2 separate regions of the Homo sapiens genome follow, and region 2 is linked to region 1. The links are chromatin loops, found by intact Hi-C in ENCODE. Cell type or tissue: MCF 10A. All regions are shown on one strand. Each heading gives the region's core, and the rest is flanking DNA. Links, peaks and the distances in the headings are about the cores only. Region 1 holds the start of LOC339666 (a long non-coding RNA gene). Region 2 overlaps RFPL2 (ret finger protein like 2).

The links. Hi-C counts contacts between places; a loop is a spot of excess contacts. Peaks named below come from ENCODE experiments on the same cell type or tissue, not always from the same donor. Only the 100,000 strongest peaks of a DNase experiment are listed, where the experiment ranks them.
Region 2: a loop joins it to region 1, with 20 times the contacts of the local background. A loop is called at or near these places in 8 of 110 quality-filtered maps.

What each region holds. Positions count from the first base shown.
Region 1 is chr22:32,375,951-32,383,536 of GRCh38, forward strand. LOC339666 (a long non-coding RNA gene) reads left to right here and starts at 714. Exons shown (of 3, transcript NR_038918.1): 1 at 714-771; 2 at 1,376-1,787; 3 at 7,306-7,586. It also overlaps the pseudogene IGLCOR22-2. In MCF 10A, for the core only: a CTCF peak has its summit at 2,924; a DNase peak (open chromatin) is centred at 2,931.
Region 2 is chr22:32,197,175-32,204,760 of GRCh38, forward strand. RFPL2 (ret finger protein like 2) reads right to left here. Exons shown (of 5, transcript NM_001394555.1): 1 at 7,533-7,586; 2 at 5,159-5,376. The coding sequence starts at 5,277. Among named protein-coding and RNA genes, the nearest start is that of RFPL2, 4.1 kb to the right of the region's middle. In MCF 10A, for the core only: a CTCF peak has its summit at 5,427 (motif pointing right); a DNase peak (open chromatin) is centred at 5,437.

The DNA.
Region 1 (7,586 bases), core at 1,797-4,296:
CCCTATCTTTCCAAAGCTAGTAATGTGTGAGTATTTGTTCCAGAGCAGGACCCCACAGCCCAGTGAGACCCAAGTCACAATCACCTCTTTCCCTGGCCTCTGTGGAAGGAGCTGCCCAGGACTTTGCTCCCAGAGCCCTCTGCAGCCTCCCCGCAGCCTCCTTTCATTGGGTGGAGGTGATATTTTGCCCATGTCCTTCTAGTAATGCAAGAAAAACGTATTGAAAAATGCTGTCTTTCTTTTAGTATCAGCAACTTGGGCCATGGCCCAGGGCGTGGCCATAGATACTTCTAGACTGACACTCACTAGGCTCTCAGGCCGACACCACTCACATGACTTCTACTGAGGGAATGCAGTCTGGCGAGAGAGCAGCAGGAGACACTGTGGATCTCAGGGTCTGTGCAGTGGGCAGCCACAACTGTGCCAACCCCCTCCTACCCCACAAATTCCGCAGGGCTGGGTGATGGAGCCTGCACTCACTGAGGCTGACCTGGAAGCTGTGCCCTCCCTGGGTGTGGTTCCAGCACCCACTTCTTCCCAGGTCTGGCCTGTCGGACTTCCCCTGTCCACCAGCCCCTAGGACTTGAATAAATACATGGGGTAAAGTAGAGGCAGGCAATGTGGGGACACATTGGCATCTGTAACTCCTCCTCTGTGAGGTCAGTGGAAGGGATAAGAGAGGCCTGGAGCAGCCCACTCCAGCTCTGGACCTCAGAAGGGCTGTGTCCACCATGGCTCCTGTCCTCCTGCTGCTCCTCTCTCACTTCCCAGGTAAGGACAGGCCTCCCACGTCCAGGGCAGGTCCCCCAGGCTTCAGCAGTCCCCTCTGGCTCAGATCTTCCAGCAACTTCATGCTGGTAAGTGAGCCAGCAGCCATATCCACCTGTGTCTGCAGGTTCCCTCTCCCAGCCTGTGCTGACTCAGCCGCCCTCCCTCTCTGCATCTCTGGAAGCACCAGCCGCACTTCCCTGCATCCTGAGCACTGGCGTCCATGCTGATTTCTATTGGATATACTGGTACCAGCATAAGCCAGGGAGCCCTCCCTGGTATCTCCTGAGCCACTACCAAAATGTACTTCATGACCAGGGCTCCAGGGTCCCGAGCTGCTCCTCTGGATTGATGGAAGGCTGGTCCAATAAAGGGCTTTTGCTCATATCTAAGCTCCAGTCTGAGGACGAGGCTGACTAATTACTGTGTGATTGAGCACAGCAGTCCTTCGCACACTGACACACAGGTGGGGAGGCGGGATAAAACCTCAGCCTGCTCAGAGTCTTGTTCTCTGACAATGTTTAGATATTAAAATAACTCACATATACAAACTTCACAGGAAAGCACTTTCTGGCTCAAAAAATACTCTCTTCTCAATTCTCCATAGAATGTTTCTGAAGTCTCAGGAATGCTGAAAACAAAAACAAAAACCTCCTGATACACTGCGGTGTTGCCCGGTTATCTAGATGAGCAAAACTCAGAGCCTGTGGAGTTGACTTTTTTATTATTATTATTTTTTGGAAGAAGAGAAATGAGCCTTTCCTAGTTTTCTTTTCGGCCAGAGGCCGGAGACCATTCAAGCAGGTAGACAGTCGCTACAGCATGGACTACTGTCTTTGAGGGATCAGAGCAGAAACCTCCTTGTCCCTCTCCAGTCACCTCCCTCCAACCCCGATCATCTGTGCTTGGGGCTGCCTGAGGCTCCCCGTGACCCAGGGATGAGGCACTAAGGTGTGAAATGAGTGAGGACACAGGTCCCAGGGGAGTTCCAGCGAAGATGTGGCCAGAGTCACTCACAGGTAGGTACCTGCACCTTCAGTGTTCATGTCAGGAGGTTGGGGGTATGGATGGGGGGAAATGAGGGCCTGAGGCCAGCAAACCTCTCTGTGGAGCGTGAGAGGGTGAAGGCGAGGCTCCACCATTGCTGGAAAAACACCATGCCTGCTCTGGGGAAGTTGGGGGATGTTGATTTCATGGATGTGACTTTCCTATAGCTGATCCCACTCAGGACCACAGGGACCCCCATGGGTGATTTTCTCAGAGACCACAGAAACTATCTTGTGTTTTCTCCTCTCATACCTTACCATTGGAGCTTTTCAACAGTCCAGGTGGCGGGGAGGGTTGTGGGACATCAGGGAGTAGGAACTCCGCAACCTGTGCATGCAGAATTCCCCTTGTAAAGCTCTTGTTGTGCCCCAGACCCTGAGGTCACCTTCTCCTGCACAAGGGGCAGTAGAGACATTGGGAGTTACCATGGCAACTGGTGCCATGGACTCTGAGGCAGAGCCACTGTGTTTGTCACCTAGGACAGGGAGGATGGACCTTCAGAGATTTGAGCCTCATTATCCAGATGCAGGTTTGTCAATAGAAACCCTCTGTCCACCTCTGGACTCCAGCATTATGGGTAAGGCTGATTGTCTCTGTCACATAGCTGAACACAGCCTCATAAACAGAAAGAGCTCCTGATCCATGGAAAAATGGATAAAAATGTTGTCCCTCTCATCTTACCAGAATGTACGTTGGGCCAAATAGTGGCCATGGCACTAGCTGTGTAGGTGGCAGCTGCAGAGCCAGGGGCAGTGGATGGGCCAGGGGGATACGGCAGGGTGGGTGCTTGTGGGGTCAAGGTAGAAGTGGTGAGTAATGGCCCCCCAAGGTTGAATGTGTTTTGGTGCCTGGGGCTGGCTGGCCTCCAGGAGGCTGGGGCTGGACTGGAGCTGGAGGTGGCAGGCCTCCAAACTGGAAACAGTGGTCAAAGGTGGGGATCTGTGCTGCTGCCCCACAGGGGCCCCAGATATGGGCTAAGCAGTGGCTCCAGGGTTAGTGGAAAGTTTCAAATTTGGGGTGGGGCCACAGAACCCCAGTGCAGGAAGGTGGTAGTGTCCTTGGCTGAGGCTGTGCTGCCACCTAGGGATGTGGGAAGGGTCTGGAAAGATGGAAAGTAGTTCCCACTGGAGCCAGCAGGAGGCCCTAGAATGAGAGGCTAGGAAAGGGGAGTGGTGTCCGTGGGGGTGACAATGGTGTCCACTGGGGAGCCAGTCCTGCAGATGTGCTGGCTGAGGGCCTGGAACTGGCTGCACATGCAGCGAATGGCTGACCAGGGAGAGAGGGGCCTTAGGATCCATGAGGAGAGAGAGGCCCTGAGTGAAGAAGACAGGAGAATGCATACACATTTTTGTTGGGGTTGACTACTTCATTATGGGGGTGCTGCGAGACATGAGGAAGGCTGAACTGGCACCTGCTGCAGCTGTGGCTAAGGCCGTGGGGCAGGCCTCAGATGTCTTGAGCAGCCACCAGCCTGGGTCAGTGCCCTCTCTTCCTCTCTTTGAAGAGCTAGACTTGTATCCTTGCTGCCTCACCCATGAGCATCTCTGTTCCTGGTTTCCTCTCCGAGTATGCACTGACTCACTCACCTCCCTATCTTTATCTCTGAGAACTTCGAGACTTGCCTGTGCTCTGAGCAGTGGCTTTAATGTTGATGACTTTGTGACCATGTGGTATCAGCAGAAGCCAGGGAATCTTCTCTGGGTTCAACTGTACTCCTCAAGTCCACTGTGGGGATTAGAAATCCAGGGGCTTGGCTGGGCACCGTGGCTCACACCTGTAATCCCAGCACTTTGGGAAGCCGAGGTGGGTGGATCACAAGGTCAGGAGATTGAGACCATCCTGGCTAACACAGTGAAACCCCATCTCTACTAAAAATACAAAAAATTAGCCGGGCGTGGTGGTGGGAGCCTATAGTCCCAGCTACTCGGGAAGCTGAGGCAGGAGAATGGTGTGAACCCGGGAGGCAGAGCTTGCAGTGAGCTGAGATCGTGCTACTGCACTCCAGCCTGGGCAACAGAGCGAGACTCCATCTCAAAAAAAAAAAAAAAAAATTACTGTGAAAAATATTCCATTACATATTCCCAAGCAAATGAGCTGCATCTTCTTTACTGTATTTTACAATTTAGTACCACAATTTTAGGCCTCAATCTTCTCTTCACATCACTGGTATTTTAAATTTGGCAATAAATATGAAATTCCTTTTGACTTACAGACTCATTATATTATTACTTTGAAAACGCATTAATTTCTTAGGAAGGTTTTGAGCCTCTATCTTTTTTTGAGTTAATATTTAAATTCTCTGCTTATTTTAATAGCCTGTACTAAGTGAAAATAGTATTTATGCAAGTAAACAAATCACTATAGGTGTTCAAGACTTTAATTTTAAATTTTGTCATCATTGAGGTTTAAATTTTTTACCTGCTGTCCACTTAAAATGTATATTAACAGCTTGTGACGTAAAATAGTTTTAAGTATGATATACGATGCACCTGCATATAAATGAAGATGGCGTGCACAAAGACACTTTGCTATGGGAACTGTACTGGAAGATTTATGAAAGCATGTGAAATTGCACCTAAAATTGTGCTATTAGTGACTATAAGCAGCAATGCTAAATTTATTGTACTTGATGAATGAATGTATTTAGTCTAGTGACAATTACTTTGGTTTAAATGTGTAAATGTCTTGAGTTTTTTTTTTAAAGTGTAATTTGTACTATTGTGGGGGTGTACTTGGACTGCAGGGGTTATTGTCAATGTGTGATTTGTGTTTTTATTTTATGTATAATATATATTTATTTTATATAGTAGATGATTTCATAGAATCATCTAATGTGATATATCAATTTTTTTTTATTTTGAGACGGAGTCTTGCTCTGTCACCCAGGCTAGAGTGCAGTGGCGCGATCTCGGCTCACTGCAAGCTCCACCTCCCGGGTTCATGCCATTCTCCTGCCTCAGCCTCCTGAGTAGCTGGGATTACACGTGCCTGCCACCACACCCGGCTCATTTTTTTTTTTGTATTTTTAGTAGAGACGGGGTTTCACCATGTTGGTCAGGCTGGTCTTGAACTCCTGACCTCAGGTGATCCACCCGCCTCGTCCTCCCAAAGTGCTGGGATCACAGGCGTGAGCCACAGCAACTGGCCAGTGTGGATTTCTAGAGAGGGGGAATTCTTCTCCACACTTGTTGGGGAAGTAAACTAATACATACACTACGGAAACAATGTGAGGCTTCCTCAAAACATTAAAACTACAATGACCATTTCCGCTAGCAATTGTACTGCTAGGTATACATTCAACCCACATGAAATTGGTACATGGAAGAGAGAGGTGGTGGACTGCAGCACTATTCACAGCAGTCAGGGAAATGAATCAACCTACCGTCCATATGCAGATGAAAAAATAAACTCCCATGTGTGTACACAAAGGACGACTCTTCAGCCAGGAAAATTCGATGACATCACCTCATGGGGAGCCCTGTGGTTGTACCTGGAGGATGTGATGGTAAATGAAATGAGCCAGGCAGAGAAAGACAAACCTTGTATTATCTCACTCATACAGAATCTAAAAAAAAAAAACTTGATCTCAAAGACCTAGAGAGTGTAACAGCGGTTACTAGAGCTTGGGGGAAGAAGGGAGGATGATAAGGGATTGGAAATAGGTGCATAAAAAATTACCACTAAAGTATGCAAATATAAATATGTGGGACTAGGTAAAACTTTAGGATTTCTACAGAGCAAAGGAAACAATGAACCAAGAGTCAAGGCACCCTAAAAACTGAGAGAGAATTTTGGAGAAAATTCTATCTCTGAAACGGATTCTCATCTAACATGTACAACAAACTGACACGACTAAGGTGAAATAAACAGTATCAACAACAAAATGAAAAACCCCTGCAACCTCAAATACCCAATCCTAAAGGACCTGAATAGACCCTGTCTGAAAAGGAGACATGAAATTGACACAAATGAAAAGTTTCTCACAATCACTAATTCTCACAAAAACATAAATCAAAATCACACTCAGTTACTATTTTATTTCACTAAAAATGCATATTACCAGGCCAGGTGTGGTGGCTTATGCCTGTAACCCCAGCATTTTGGGAGGCCAAGGGGGGGTGGATCATGAGGTCAGGAGTTCAAGACCAGCCTGGCCAACGTGGTGAAACCTCATCTCTATTAAAGATACAAAAAATTAGCCAGATGTGGTGCCACGTGCCTGTAATCCCAGCTACTCAGGAGGCTGAGGCAGGAGAATCGCTTGAACCCGGGAGGTGGAGGTTGCGGTGAGCCGAGATCATGCCATTGCACTCCAGCCTGGGTGACAGTGTAAGACTCCATCTCAAAAAAAAAAAAAAAAAAGCATATTACGAAAACAAAAACAATAATTTTTGAAGGGGATGGCCAGTGCAGACGTGCAGAAAGGAAAACTCTCATACACTATAGGTAGGAATTAAATCACTCTACACACTGTGAAAAACAGTTGGAAGTTCCTCAAAACGCTAAATACAACTACCGTTTCAGCTAGCAGTCCTACCACTGGGTATACCTTTAAAGCAAGTGAAATCCTCATGTTCAAAAGAGGTATCTGCCTTCCCATGGTGACTGAAACACTAGTCACGACAGCCAAGGTACAGAATAAACCTATCTGTCCATCCTCAGGTGAAGGGATAAAGAAAATGCCGTGTGTGTGTGTGTGTGTGTGTGTGTGTGTGTGTATGTATATATATATATATGTATATATATATGTGTGTATATATATATATATGTATATATGTATATATATATATAATGAAATACTCTTCAGCCATAACACTCCAGGAAATCCTATCACCTCTGCAGCCAGGTGGAGAAAGCTGGAAGACATTAGGTAAACTATGAAATGACCCTGGTTGGAGAGAGATCTACACTGCATGATCTCAGGCATGCAGGATCCAAAAAATTTATCTCCTAGAAGCAGAAAGTTCAATAGCGGTTACCAGAGGCTGGGAAGAGGAGGAGGCCTAGGCAAGGAATGGTGAGCCGAACGCTCCCCACTCCAAATGTATTTACTTGTTTAGAGACAGAGTCTTGCTTTGACATCCAGACTGGAATGCAGCGGTGCCATCATGGCTCACTGCAGCACCCACCTCCCAGGCTCAAGTGGTTCTTCTGTCCTAGCCTCCCAACTGGGACCACAGAAATATGCGAACATTTTCAGCTAATATATATTTTTTTAATTTGTAGGGACAGGGGCTCCCTATTTTGCCCATGTTGCTCTCAAACTCCTGGGCTCAGGCAATCCTCTCACCTTGACCTCCCAAAGTGCTGAGATTCTAGGCTTTAGCCACCATGCCTGATCGTATGTTTACATGTTGAAATTCTAACCCTCAATCTCATGGTATCAGGAGGTGGGAGGTAATGAGGTCCTGAGGGTGGAGCCCGCATGAATGGGATTGCTGGCTTATTAAAAGGAACCCCAGAGAGCTCTCTTCTCCCTCTCTCTGCCAGGCGAAGACACAACCTGAAGTCTGCAGTCTGCCACACAGAAGACAGTCCTCACCAGGGCCCAACCAGGCTGGCACCCTGATATCCGACTTCCAGCCTCCAGAACTGGGAGAAATACAATTCTGTCTGCCCTGGGGATGAGCTCCCCAGGCTATGGCTCTTTGCTCTAACAGCCTGAACTAGCATAGAAGTGCTATCCCATCATCTGGGTTGTATTCTATTCAGAAAGGCGTCACTAACCCCTCAGTGCTGTGATCCTTGCGGACGCTGCCCACCATAGGCTG
Region 2 (7,586 bases), core at 3,961-6,460, 180 kb before region 1:
AAAATGGGCACAGTGGCTCTGCAGCAGAAATCTTAGTGAATGTAAAGATATGAGTCCCATCATTAATGTTATAAAAGGAAATCATTCTCATACACATATCCAGGAAAATGCCTACCCTGCATAGCCCGGGACTGACCCAGAGGGTGGTTAAAGGCACAGTGCTGGCTGCAAAGAGCTTTTCTTTCCTCACACCCACAGTCCAGAAGCCAAGTTCTTTTTTTTTTCTTTTTTTTTACTTCATTTTTTTTTATTATTATACTTTAAATTCTGGGGTGCATGCGCACAACATGTAGGTTTGTTACATACGTATACATGTGCCATATGCTGCGCCCGTTAACTCGTCGTTTACATTAGGTATATCTCCTAATGCTATCCCTCCCCTGTCCCCCCATCCCACGACAGGCCCTGGTGTGTGATGTTCCCCACCCTGTGTCCAAGTGTTCTCATTGTTCAAATCCCACCTACGAGTGAGAACATGCAGTGTTTGGTTTTCTGTCCTTGCGTTGGTTTGCTCAGAATGATGGTTTCTAACTTCATCCATGTCCCTACAAAGGACATGAACTCATCCTTTTTTATGGCTGCATAGTATTCCATGGTGCATATGTACCACATTTTCTTAATCCAGTCTATCATTGATGGACTTTTGGGTTGGAAGTGGGATTTAGAGATCACACTCCGGCTGCTACTTACATAGTCCTTTTGAGTCAGACACTCCAAACACACCCAAAATGAACATGAGACCCTGAGAGGGTGATAGGGGCTTGCTTCCAACTTCTCCCTGGAGGTTGAGGCTGGACTTTCTTACTAGTACCTGGCAAGACCCATCCCAAACTAAGACAACACCAGGGAGGATGGAAGGGAGACCCCTGGAGTTGTGGTTGTGGTCAGATTGGACCTTCCCACGGCTGCTGACTCTGGGCCAAGCTGCCCCTTCTCTGGGGCATTGGGGACACCTGAGGATGCCTCCCTGCTCTTGCTTTGTGATCACACCAAGAGATCAGGGTTACAACAACCCTGTAGTGTAGAGAATCCCTGTCCCTTTCCATGCCCCTTCCCTCCTTAGGGAAGCAAATGCCTTCCAAGGAGCTCCTTCCCCCTATTCCTGGGCCACAGTCAAAGGGAAAACCTGATCCAGACACAAACTTCCTTGGCCTCTGCATTTCCAGATGTCCTGTCATTGCATGCATGGGGTCAGCTGTCCCATCTCAGCTTGAGAAGGGCAGGCAGGTATGTGTGGACTCTCTGCTGAGCAAATGCCCACCGGGGTCAGTGGTTTGGCTTTCCTGAATCACGGCTGCAAGTGGGGGCTGGGGAGGGGGGCGTAGGGGGTCCTAGGGAGTAGATTTTCTATGAGCCTGTGTCACAGTGTGGGGTATTTCATGGAGGACCCGGCTGACTGTCCTAGGTGAGTCTCTTCTTCCCTCTCCTTCCCTGCTCTCCCGAAGGTACTGAGAAATTTTCTATTTTTCTTCTTTTCTGTATCTCGTGTTGGCTTGTGGTAAAGCTTTCTCCAGGGAGAAAGACCCTGGAGGAGCCCGGGCCCTGGGCAAAGACCTCTCCCCTCCCTGTTCAGATCCCTGCCTCAGTGGGTCACCGTGACCCCTTCACCTCTGACCTCAGAGGTACGGCACTAGGCCGGGTGACCTACACAGGTGTTCATCTGTCTGTCCATCTGTCTGTCAGGGCCAGGTTGCTTCCCTAAAACTTGCTCTGTTCTGTCCTCCCCCGTCTGGGCTTTTGTCTGCCTAATGAGCTTTATGCAGGGGAAACTGAGGCCTCATCCCATGGAGAAGAGAGAATGAGAGGCTTGAGGGAGTGACCACCTGCAAGACTTTAGAAGGACCTGGAACCCTTAAAGCCGAGACTGGGGAAGAAAAATCAGAGTCTCAGGGCCTAGTCCTTTGGGCTGTGGGACTCCAGATCCAGTCTAGGAACAAGGTAGGAGGTGCAGGGCCCTCTCCAGGTTTCCGTGGGCTCCCAAGGAGAGAGCTCTGTGCTGGCCTGGGACTCAGGAAGCCCAGTCAGGAGAGAGGGGAAGGCTGTGGACATGAAGCAGCCGGGCAAAGGGTCACAGAAGGACATGCTGTTCGTGGAGGTGGATGCTGAGTCTCTGTGGGAGGCACCCCTAGAACCAAGAACTCCTGAATTCAAATCTGACAGGCAGATCCCAAGGCAGAAAAACTGTAGATAAGACCTAAACACAGAGGGTCTCTAACCGGACTCCACAGACAGAGAACCCTGGACAGACAGTGGGACTTGGGTGAGCAAAGGCCCTGACCCCACTGCAGAGGCTCAGGAGAGACTGATCTGGGAGCAAACAGAGCTATTAGGTGAGAGACTCACTCTCTCCCAACCCAGAGCAGCTGTGTCAGGTGAGAAAAGTTCCCAGACTGAATTCAACAGGAGGCTCACAGAGCTCAGAGAACACAGCCAGAGCCGGACTGCGTCAGGATGATGCGTGGCAGGCAGCGGCAGGCGGTTGAGGGTCTGTTGTCTGTACAAAAGCCCAGGGCCTAGAAAGGTTTTCTGAACAGGTGATGGGCAGGGGACAGGCTCAGAGGTTCCCTGAATGACAGAGATTTGTTTTAGGAACATTGTGTGACACCCTTCTGAGACACTGTGGACCATGTCTGAGGGGTCCTGCACTGGCACTGAGGGGGCCTGACCCCTCTTCATACACTGAGGTCAGGGGGCTCCCAGGTACACAACAGGATGCTGACCTCCTGCCGCTCGCCCACTCACAGGCCAGCCCAAGGCCACCCCCTCGGTCACTCTGTTCCCGTCCTCCTCTGAGGAGCTCCAAGCCAAAAGGCCACACTGCTGTGTCTCATGAGTGGCTTCTACCCGGGAGCTGTGACGGTGGCCTGGAAGGCAAACAGCACCCCTGTCACCCAGGGTATGGAAGTCACCAAGGCCTCCAAACAGAGCAACAAGTACACAGCCAGAAGCGACCTGAGCCTGACACCCCATCAATGGAGGTCCCGCAGCAGCTACAGCTGCCGGGTCACACACAAAGAGAGCGCTGTGGAGAAGACAGTGGCCCCTGAAGAATGTTCTTAGGCCCCTGACCCTCGCCCCACCCATGGGGGCCTGGAGCTGCAGGATCCCAGAACAGGGATCCCCTCCCACCCCAAATCATCCAGCCCTTCTCCCTGCACCCAGGAAACCCTTAATAAATATCCTCACTGTCAACCAGAAATCCTGCTCCCTCTCTTCATTTCTTAGCTAACATATAATTTGACACTCACCCTGGGTTCTCAGTGTGTGTAAGGGGGGATTCCTGGCACCCAGTGGGATAGTAGCCCAGGGGGAGAGGCTCCCAGACTCCCAGGGGTGTCTCCTGGGGAAACAGGCCAGGCCATGCATTTGGTCATTGAACACCTCTCTCTCCATTCTCTCTCCTCTCCTCTTCCTCCTTGCAGCTTGGCCCCCAATTGCTGCCTCCTTCCTGGATGAAGCTGTCCCTGGCTGAACCTTCAGATGCACCCTCTGTCCCTACCTTGGTCAAGACTGTCTACCCACCCACCACGGCCTCTGTTTCTTTAGTCTTGAAATCCTATTCTTGGCCTGGTGCTCCACTGCCCCTGACCCCTGGAATGCCCTCTTTTCTCTCTGCCCAGCTCCCCAGCCCTGAAAGCCGGGCTGTCCAGGACACTGCAGCACCATCAAATTCATGAGGTCTCACGTTTGGGGCCCGCCTCGATTCTTCACCTTACAGCAGGTTCAGAGGCGTAAAAAATTGGGAGGAAGTCAGGACGGAAACACACACAAAAGGCCGGCAGGTGGCTCAGGATGCTTGTGAAAGATAGTATCTGAGCTCCGCAGGAAACAGTGCAAGGAGGGTAATAGGTGTTCCCTTATTTCCTTTTTTTTTTTTTTTTTTGAGACAGTCTCACACTGTCGCCCAGGCTGGAGTGCAGTGGTGCAATCTCAGCTCACTGCAAGCTCTACCTTCCAGGTTCACGCCATTCTCCTGCCTCAGCCTCCTGAGTAGCTGGGACTACAGGCGCCCACCACCACACCTGGCTAATTTTTTTGTATTTTTAGTAGAGACGGGGTTTCACCATATTAGCCAGGATGGTCTTGATCTCCTGACCTCGTGATCTGCCTGCCTCGGCCTCCCAAAGTGCTGGGATTACAGGTGTGAGCCACTGTGCCTGACAAGTGTTCCCTTATTTCTATGAGAATATGCAAAGCATTTGGTCAAGGAGAGTTGGTTTTCTCAATGTTGAAGCCAGGCATGTTTTCACAACTAAAAGCGAGGACCCGTCTTAACCAAGGCCTCAATATTGATGGGATTTGGTCTCTGACACATGCACAGGTGACCTGTGTCTGTAAGTGCACCTACAGCTGCCTGGCAGCTCTAGGACATGGCGATTCTCTCAGGTACTTGGCACAGAAAGTCACTGGCCTTCTTTGGAGGACGCATCATTTATAGAAACACTTCTTTATTGGATCCTGGGTCTCGGGTGGAAAACCAGGTCCCACATCAGGACTTTCTCTGTGAGGCTCCCAGGTTCTGGGGCTCCAGCTGCTCTCTGAGAGGAAGGTGTGGAGACAGAGAACATAGCCCAGCCCCACCCAGCCCCTCTTGCATTGTCCCTGCTCTGTAGGGAGTTAGAAAACTGGGGGCATCAGCAGCAGCAGGCCTGTGTCACTGTGGGTGGGGCCAGGGAGGGGCCGAGGGGCATCCTGGGTGAGTCTCTCCCACGGCTCCTGTTTGACTTGCCCATGGCCACTGTCACAAATGACCCCTAATTTAGTGGCTTAAAATAACACACATTTATTCTCTCCCAGGTATGGAAGTCAGAAGTCCAAAATGAGGCCTGAGCTGCTAAGATCAGGGTGCCAGCAGGGCCGGGCTCCTTCCGGGGGCTCTGAGACAAATCCATTTCCAGAACTTTTCCAGCTTCTAGAGGACGCCCCCAGCTCCTGGCCCTTTCTTCTAACTACAAAGCCAGAGCTCAGCATCTTCAGATCTCTCTCCTGATCTTCTCTCCCCCCACTTTCTGTCTTCCTCTCCCTGGACTCCCCTCTCCTTCTCTCTCCCTCCATCCCCACATCTCCTCCTCTCACTGTGACCCTCCTCCTGCCTTCCTCTTTCCCTTATAAAGACTCCACCCTGGAGCAATGCGGAAAACCCAGAATTGTCTCTCACCTCAGGCTCCTTATCACCATCATGTCTGCAAAGTCCCAGTGGCCACACAATACAGCACATAGACAGATCCTGGATTGGGACACTGCAGTCTCTGGGAAGCCTAATTCAGCCACCTCCATCGGAGGCAAATCATGGTGCCACAGGCTCTAGCCTCCAGCCCGTGGCATGTAGCTCCTTCTCAGGGCACTGGGCATCCGGGCAGACAAAGCCAGAAAAGCCTAGAACAGGATGCAGAGTGGTAACATTAGAGCGCACCTTGTCATGCTGGCCACTGGGTGGCAGGGGCCGGTTTCAGCGAAGGTACTCACACCCACACTTCAAAGTCCAGCCTCTCCTTTTAGCGCAAGCTGGCCAGGAACTGCGGCCTGGAGTGGGGACTGCAGACACCACAGTGCCCGGGCTTCCCACTCCACAGGAACAGCTGCAGCCACCCTGGCTGCACTCCTCGGGAAGCAGGAGCAGCAGAAACTCAACCCCAGCCAGCCCTCCCCACCCAAGTGCCGGTTCCCGTTCCTGATGCCTCCTCCACCCACAGGGCCCTGTAGCCTCCTCGTGTCCACTACTGCGTGCCCCGGGGTCCCAGGCGGTCTCTGCAACACAGAGCAATAGGAGGCGGGTCCAGGAAGCACCACGGGGCTGGGGCCCCTGCCGCGCTCAGGAAATGCTGTGCGCCCGCCGCACTTGAGCAAGAACAGGAGGAGGTGGCCGGGAAGAGGAGGACCGCTCCTCTCTTGCAGACCACCGCTGTCACTGACACCTCCACCGCCCGCCACCGGCAGTGCAGTCCCAGATGGCGCCCCTAACTCATCCGTGCCTAGTACATGCAGCACCCAATGGCGCTGGCAGCCTGCCCCCTGCCACGGGCAGCGCAGCCCGGGATAACTCCCCAAACCCGCTCTGTGCTGTGGGCAGTGCAGCCACGGATACCACCCTCAACCAGCCCCTCGCCACAGGAAATGACTCCCGGGATAGCGCCCCAAATCAGCCCCCAGCCTCGGGCAGTGACGCCTGGAGTAGGTCACCCAACCCAACTCCTGCGCGGGCAGTGCAGCACCAGATAGCGCCCCTAAAACGCCTCCCGCCACCGGCGGTGTAGCCCAGGATAGCGCCGCCAACCCGGTACTCGCCGCGGCAGTGTAGCGATAGGGCACCCAATCTGCCACCCACCGCCGGCAGTGCAACCCCAGATAGCGCACCGAACTCACTCCCTGCTGGGCAGTGCAACCCCACATAGCATCCAACCCGCCTCCCCACCCAGCCACTGGCAGTCCGCCCCCGATAATGTCCCATACACGCTCCTGGCTGTGGGCAGTGCAGCCCATGGGTAGCGCCCCCAACCAGCCCCCAGCCATGGGGAGTGATGCCTCGGATAACACACCCAACAAGTTCCCCACCATGGCACTGATGTCCCAGGTAGCGCCCCCAATCCTTGCCCCTCAGCGACCAGTGCAGCCATGGATAGCGCCCTCAACAAGCCCCTCCACTGACCCCCGCCGCTGTGGGAAATGACGCCCGGGATAACGCACCCAACCCTCCCCCGCCATGAGCAATGCAACACGCACTACTGCTCCTTACACGCCCCCCACTACATGCGGTGTAGCCAACGATGGCGCCCCCATCTCCCCCTCGCCTCGGGCAGTGTAGCTCCCGATAGTGCATCCAACCCATTCCCTCTGCCCCTCTCCTCCCACCGAGTCAACCACCGCCGGCAGTCCAACCCCAAATAGCGCACCCAATCCACTCCCTGCCAGGCAGTGAAGCCCCCCGATAGCACCCAACCCGCACCCCCACCCCCGCCACTGGCAGTCCGCCCCGATAACGCCCCAACACGCTCCTGGCTGTAGGCAGTGTAGCCCATAGATAGAGCCCCCAACCAGCCCCCAGCCAAGGGCAGTGACGCCTCGGATATCACAGCCAACAAGTTCCCTGCCATGCGCACTGATGTCCCAGATAGCGCCCCCAACCCGTACCCCAGCGCGACCAGTGCAGCCACGGATAGCGCCCCCAGCAAGCCACCCCGCGGCTGCGGGAAATGACGTCCGGTAAAGCACCCAACCTTCCCGTGCTGTAGGCAGTGCAGCACCCAATACTGCCCCTAACACGCCTCCCACCACCGGGTTGTAGCCCACGATGGCGCCCTCAATCCGCCCCCGCTCCCACCTCGGGCAGTGCAGCTCCAGATCGTGCATCCAACCTGTCCCCCTCCCCGCCCCCTGCCGCAGGCAGTGAGCCCTGGATAGCTCATCCACCCCGCCACCTTTCTACATTCTGGCTGCGGTCTAGTCTCCCTCACCGCCACCAACGGCAGCGAGCCGAGCCATGCTGCTGCAGGCTTTCAAGCCTCCAGCGTGGGACAGGTGACTCCTCCTCTAACCTGGGCATGGAGCAGATGGGCTGGCAGACGCAGAAGTGCCTGGAATGGCAAGAA